2 separate regions of the Homo sapiens genome follow, and region 2 is linked to region 1. A link is a loop called in an ENCODE intact Hi-C map of the cell type or tissue named here. Cell type or tissue: PC-3. All regions are shown on one strand. Links, peaks and the distances in the headings refer to the core of each region. The heading gives the core; the rest is flanking DNA.

Region 1 (2,935 bases), core at 304-2,803:
CACACTGGAGCCCGTCTGGGGGTGGGGAGCTAGGGGAGGGATAGCATTAGGAGCAATACCTAATGTAGATGATGGGTGCAGCAAACTACCAGGGCACATGTGTATCAATGTAACAAACCTGCAAGTTCTGCACATGTATCCAAGAACTTAAAGTATAATTAAAAAAGAAAGAAAAAAAATTTGCTTTTTTACAAGCTACAAAAACATTTGCTCTGAGGCTTCGTATGGACATTAAAGCTTAACTGTGTTTAAAAAAAAAAAATAGTGTTGACCAGAGGGCAGTCTGAGTAGAGACATTCTGTTTTCAAACAAGTAAAGAATATCAATCTGCTCTCGAACACTTATGTTTTATAAAAGAGACTTACCACAAATCCTTCTGCCCAAGTTTATCAAAATGCTACTGACAAGGAGACCTAAGCATTTTCCCATGGGATTATCAACTTTCCCCAAGAGAGCCTTTTAAATTCTAGGCTCTAAATGCCTATGGCCTAGCGAAGTGTAACCATTGTAACATTGCACCACAGTGCAGTACTTATATGCTTGTGATGATGCTGATGTAAACAAACTTACTGCACTGCCAGTCATATAAAAGCATGCTATACAATAATGTTTAATAATGATAATATAAATCTGTTACTGGTTTATATATTTGCTATACTACACTTAATTTTTTTAGTTTTAGAGTACACTCATCCTAATTAGAAAAAAGAAATGTTAACTGTAAAATAGCCTCAGGCAGGTCCTTAAGGAGGTATTCCAGAAGAAGGCATTGCTATCATAGGAGATGACAGCTCCATACATTACCCCTGAAGAGCTTCCAGTGGGACAAGATGTGGAGGTGGAAGAAGACAGTGATACTGATGATCCTGACACTGTGTAAGCCTAGGGTAACGTGTTTGTGTCTTGGTTTTCAACAAAAAAAGTTTAAAAAGTAAAAATAAATAAATAATAAAAATAGGAATAAGGTTACAGAATAAGAGCATAAAGAAATATTTTTGTTCAGCTGTGCAATGTGTTTGTGTTTAAATGTAAGTGTTATCACAAGTTTTTTAAAAAGTTTATAAAGTAAAAAAGTCACAGTAAGCTAATTTATTATTGAAGAAAAATATTTTTCATAAATGTAGTGTACCCTAAGTATACAGTGTTTATAAAAACTACAGTAGTGTACAGTAACATCACAGGCCTTCACATTCACTCACAAGTCACCACTGACTCACCAAGAAAAACTTCCAGTCCTGCAAATTCCATTCATGCTAAGTGCCCATAAAGGATTACTATTTTTATACTGTACTTCTACTGTACTTTTCTATGCTTATATTTGTTTAGATACACTAATACCATTGTGTGTACAACTGTGTACAGTATGCAGTACAATAACATGCTGTACAGATTTTGTAGGCTAGGAGCAATAGGTATTGCCCAGGTGTATAGTAGGCTATACTATGAAGGTTGTGTAAGTACATTCTATTATGTTTGCACAACAGTGAATTTGCCTAACGACTCATTTCTCAGGACACATTTCTCAGGATGTATCCCTGTCATTAGGAGACATATGACTATATTTATGAATGCATTCCCTAGACTAAAATTGGGAGGGAATTACTCATTATATTGTCATCCTCCTTTCCCAAGTAGGCTATCTAAAAGCAAATGCTGAATGATTTGTTAAAATAAAAATAAAGTAAAAATTGGAAAGGACATTTTGTAGAGCTGTTATTACCATTAATGTATATTAAAGTATCAAATTTTATACAAGGCCATTAAAATATAAACACTTTAGAAAACTCTGCACAGTCCAGACCATTGAGAGATGATCAAACACTAATGTCTTGAGTCATTTCTATTAAATGGTGTATATTAGACCACTGATTTGGAAAATACCCTCTATTATTAAATATCTATGAAAATATCAGCCCTGTAACTATATTACTGATTATTATTATTATAATATGCAATCCATTTTTTAATACAATACACCTTAGGATAAAACTTTTAATGGAATCCCTTCTTTACATGGCTATGAGAGAAATGTAAAATAGAATAATTCTACGTATACTTCAAAAACCATACTTCAAAATGTAACATTCCTGTAAGATAATGGGAAACTTGAAAATAATTATTACCCTCAAGTTCTTGTTTTTTCGGAGCAAACTGTGAAGATCATATTAAATTCCACACTTACTTATTCTTGGCTAGTAAACTTTCCATTAGCCTATACATGTGATTTTAGATGCTGAGGAGACCATGGACTGGCCAAGATGATATAGGCTAAACTGAAATTCAAATAAAATATGAGTGTCAAAGTACTCTTCTTACTTCAAATTCAAATGAACTTTAAAATCATCAAAACAAATTTTAAAATATAGCTACAACTTATTTTTTTTTTACTGGCAAGTTCTAATGAGTCCATGTGTAGAATTTAGTCTCTCTAAAGTCTTACACAGTCAAATTTTATACATTAATTGATTTATTCCTAAAGTTTGGGATAATGTTAGACAAGTTAACATATATATAATAAATTCTTTGATTATGTAGACATGACGTTCTACAGACCTTTTACCTATACAAAAGTAGTGTTGGTGAGCCCAAAAAGTATAAAGGTAAGCAATCAAATCGGGCTTAAAATCACTCTAATGATAACACAGCCCAGGGAATTGGTCTTAGTTTTTAAATTTTACTTTATTTTCATTTTGGTCAATGAAATCTGCTCCATCCCCATGTATAGGATAAGTCACAAAATCTTAGGTGAAAATCAACTCTAATTCTACTAGAATAGTATTTTCTCAAGGAGCAGTCCAAAGACATGAGTGTTTGGAGCTCCTTCAGGGTGTCTATAAACTTTTTTTTTAGTATTCATAAGTTTATATCACACATTTTTTCCCATGTTGTAAATAAATTAAAATCATTAATGAAAAATTAATTGGTTTCATTAAAA
Region 2 (2,935 bases), core at 313-2,812, 220 kb before region 1:
CTGGATTCATTCTTCATAGTTTCTGGTAGCTTAATTTTTGGTCACAAATGTGCACACTTCCTATTAAGGCTCTTCTTTTTTATCTGATTCCCTTAGACATTCAACACCCTTCAATATTTCTTAGCTGTTTCTTTATTTTCTCAACTTCTAAGCTATGAGTCAGTTTAAGGAAAAAAAAAAGAATTTTCTTTGAAAGTTACCTTATCTGCTTTTGTTTCTACAGGAGAAAGTCAGAACCTGACTTGAGCTAACACTAGGCAAGTGTCCATTTTCCATGGACCCCTGCTTTGGTGCTTCTTCAGATACATATGCTGGAATCAATCACTGTAAATTCTAAGCAAGTTGCTTTTTGCCTATAATAATTTTATAAATTATTCAGCATTCATACTATACTATATAAATATATATTTATACATATAAATAATCAATCACTGTAAATTCTAAGCAAGTTGCTTTTTGCCAATCATAATTTTATAAATTATTCAGCGTTCATACTATACTATATAAATGTAAATATATATTTATACATATAAATATGTATAATCTGAAAATGTTATATATAACTATAGTATGAATATAGTATATTAATATTATATTTTTGTATGATCACCAAAGTATTCTTTAGCTGGGTCAGCAGGAAGGGGATGCTTCAGATTTTTGAGTCAGGCATCAGAGGCCTGAAAGTTTGAAACACTTGTTCACTTTTGATTGCTGGCTTCCAGTTTTTGGTGCAGATCACTGGCAAAGAAACCTTCCATTTTAAATCTCTCTTGAGATGCTAGATTTTTGTTTTAAATGTGATCATAGGTGGTTTGAATGGATGCATAGTCAGCCAGAAAGTTGATTTGGATCCTGAAGTTCCCTTTACCATATACAGAATTGCCAAGAACAATATGCCTATACTGCCAAGAAATTCGTCTCACTAACCTGGATATGACAAAATACTTGCCACAGCATTTCTTCACACTCCTCTGTCCTATTCCTGCTGGCCGCCACTTTTTGAGATGGCACTGCTGCATTTGTCTGCCTTACTTCTCCACAAAATCAAATCAGAAATATGGAGATGTTCAGCAAGTCACAAAAGGAAGTTCTTTCTTCTATGATTCTATCAGTTCCACTCAATTAAGAATGCTCACCCCACCTCTGCCAACCCAGAAGCTCTGCATCCTTATAACTAGATGTGTTACAAGATGTTAGATTAGAAGTTAAGATGTGCTTGCTAACCTCAGTGACATGGTTGTCTCTATCCCTGCTTCTACAACTCCTTATGCATTCCTCTCTAATCATACTTGTTATGTTTTTACTTATTGTATATTTACAAGCCTCTCTGCTCCTCCAGAGAGAGAAGTCCTGTAAGAGAGGGTCTATGTCTTGTCTTTGAATTAGCAATGCATTGCACAGTTCCTGGCAGATAATTTATTGTCACAATATCTGTTAAATAAATAAATGGTCATGATTCAGACTTACTGTTGAAATAAGAGTTCCATTCCACAGAAAGCACTGACGTGGTCTTTTTGGCAACATTAGACTTGGAAAACACGTCTCTTATTTAACCAAGGAGGCATGAATATTGTGTGCTGACCACATCCTGGAGATAAATTCTATAGTTTCATTGCTTCAATTATTCTTTTGGATCAATATCCGGCAAGGAGTAAAACCCACAGTAGTGACTGAGCCCCTAAAAATACCTCATCAACTAAACCTCATGCATGGAAGATCTATTTTAAATGCAGTGCAGTCTTTTGGGCTTTAGACAGTTTCCTCTCTGACTAATAAGGCATTTTTTCTTGGACTTGACTTCTTATATTTACATGTTCCTCAGCCTTGGTAGTCTTTACTTGTTTATATTTTATCATTGCTTATTATATCTATTCATGTTGCAAGCTACTTTGAATCCTTTACGAAACGAGATGGGATATGGCTAAAGAGACATTGTTGTGTCATAGACAGATAACTGGGATTTAAATTGGAGATTTTGGGGATTTAAATTGGAAACTTTTGGGGGAGAAGGAGAAAGGAAGTTGACTTTCTTCCACTGATCCATCCTTTGGTCATGGGCAGGTCACTTCTTTCGCTTTTGCTGTTTGCTTCTGTTAGTTGATGTAGATAGTTGAGAATCATTCCTTCAAAAATGGTGACTGAAAGGTTGGAGTTTTGTTTGTTTTTTCTAGAATACAACTTATTCATGGCACTAAAAATAACCCACAGTCATGTCTTCTCAGCAGTTATTTTCAGCCCCCAAAGAATTGCTGTGGTTTCATTCTTCAAGTCCTTAGGGTCTGGCTGTGTCTTGGGGACATTCTTGCTACTTCTTGGCAAATCAATTAATGAAGCAACAGGCTGCATATCTGGCATCAGTGGGAAATACAGAAGCAGCATCAAACACAGGCTTTCTCTCAGGGGACTTCAGGTTAGCATGGAACAGAGCCCGGCACATGGATATGTGGGCAGTGAAATGGCCCTGCACTTGGAATAGAACACCTGGGTTCCTGGCCAGGCTATGGAATCTTGAGCAATTGTATCTAATTTTTCTAGACTTAATTCCCTCACAAATAGAATTGATAGTGGGGCTGTAGTAAGAATTAAACAAGTGAATGAACAGCAAAGAAGTTTACAGTTTGCAAAATAATATGTCAGGAGTACGTGCTATAATAAAGAAGTATTATTTGTATTTGATACAAAGCAACATGTCTAGAGACATGCATACCTGAATTCATGTCTTTACCAGCTGTCTGGTTGGGGGCAAGGCACTTGACATCTCTGAGTTTCAGTTTCCTAATGTGTATAATGGGTATATTAATACCAGCATCATAGAGCTCCTGGGAGCATGGGTGGCACTGTGTAGAAAACATAAAGGGTGGCTGGCACATGGTATGCACTGAACAAGTAGAAGCTTTCATTTCACTATTACTATAGTGTAACAATGAAAATAATA

The links. A loop is a pair of places that touch in the nucleus more often than their neighbours do. Peaks named below come from ENCODE experiments on the same cell type or tissue, not always from the same donor. Only the 100,000 strongest peaks of a DNase experiment are listed, where the experiment ranks them.
Region 2: it touches region 1 in a loop (3-fold over the local background); 5 of 110 quality-filtered maps call a loop at or near these places.

Annotation. Positions count from the first base shown.
Region 1 is chr15:49,626,082-49,629,016 of GRCh38, reverse strand. The region is part of intron 2 of DTWD1 (DTW motif tRNA-uridine aminocarboxypropyltransferase 1); the gene reads right to left. Among named protein-coding and RNA genes, the nearest start is that of DTWD1, 6.5 kb to the right of the region's middle. RefSeq lists an enhancer at 2,692-2,935. In PC-3, for the core only: no CTCF peak of the experiment used is centred there; a DNase peak (open chromatin) is centred at 1,376; H3K4me3 peaks cover 807 bases; H3K27ac peaks cover 2,495 bases.
Region 2 is chr15:49,846,958-49,849,892 of GRCh38, reverse strand. No RefSeq gene overlaps it. Among named protein-coding and RNA genes, the nearest start is that of DTWD1, 230 kb to the right of the region's middle. In PC-3, for the core only: no CTCF peak of the experiment used is centred there; a DNase peak (open chromatin) is centred at 1,562; H3K4me3 peaks cover 579 bases; H3K27ac peaks cover 2,152 bases.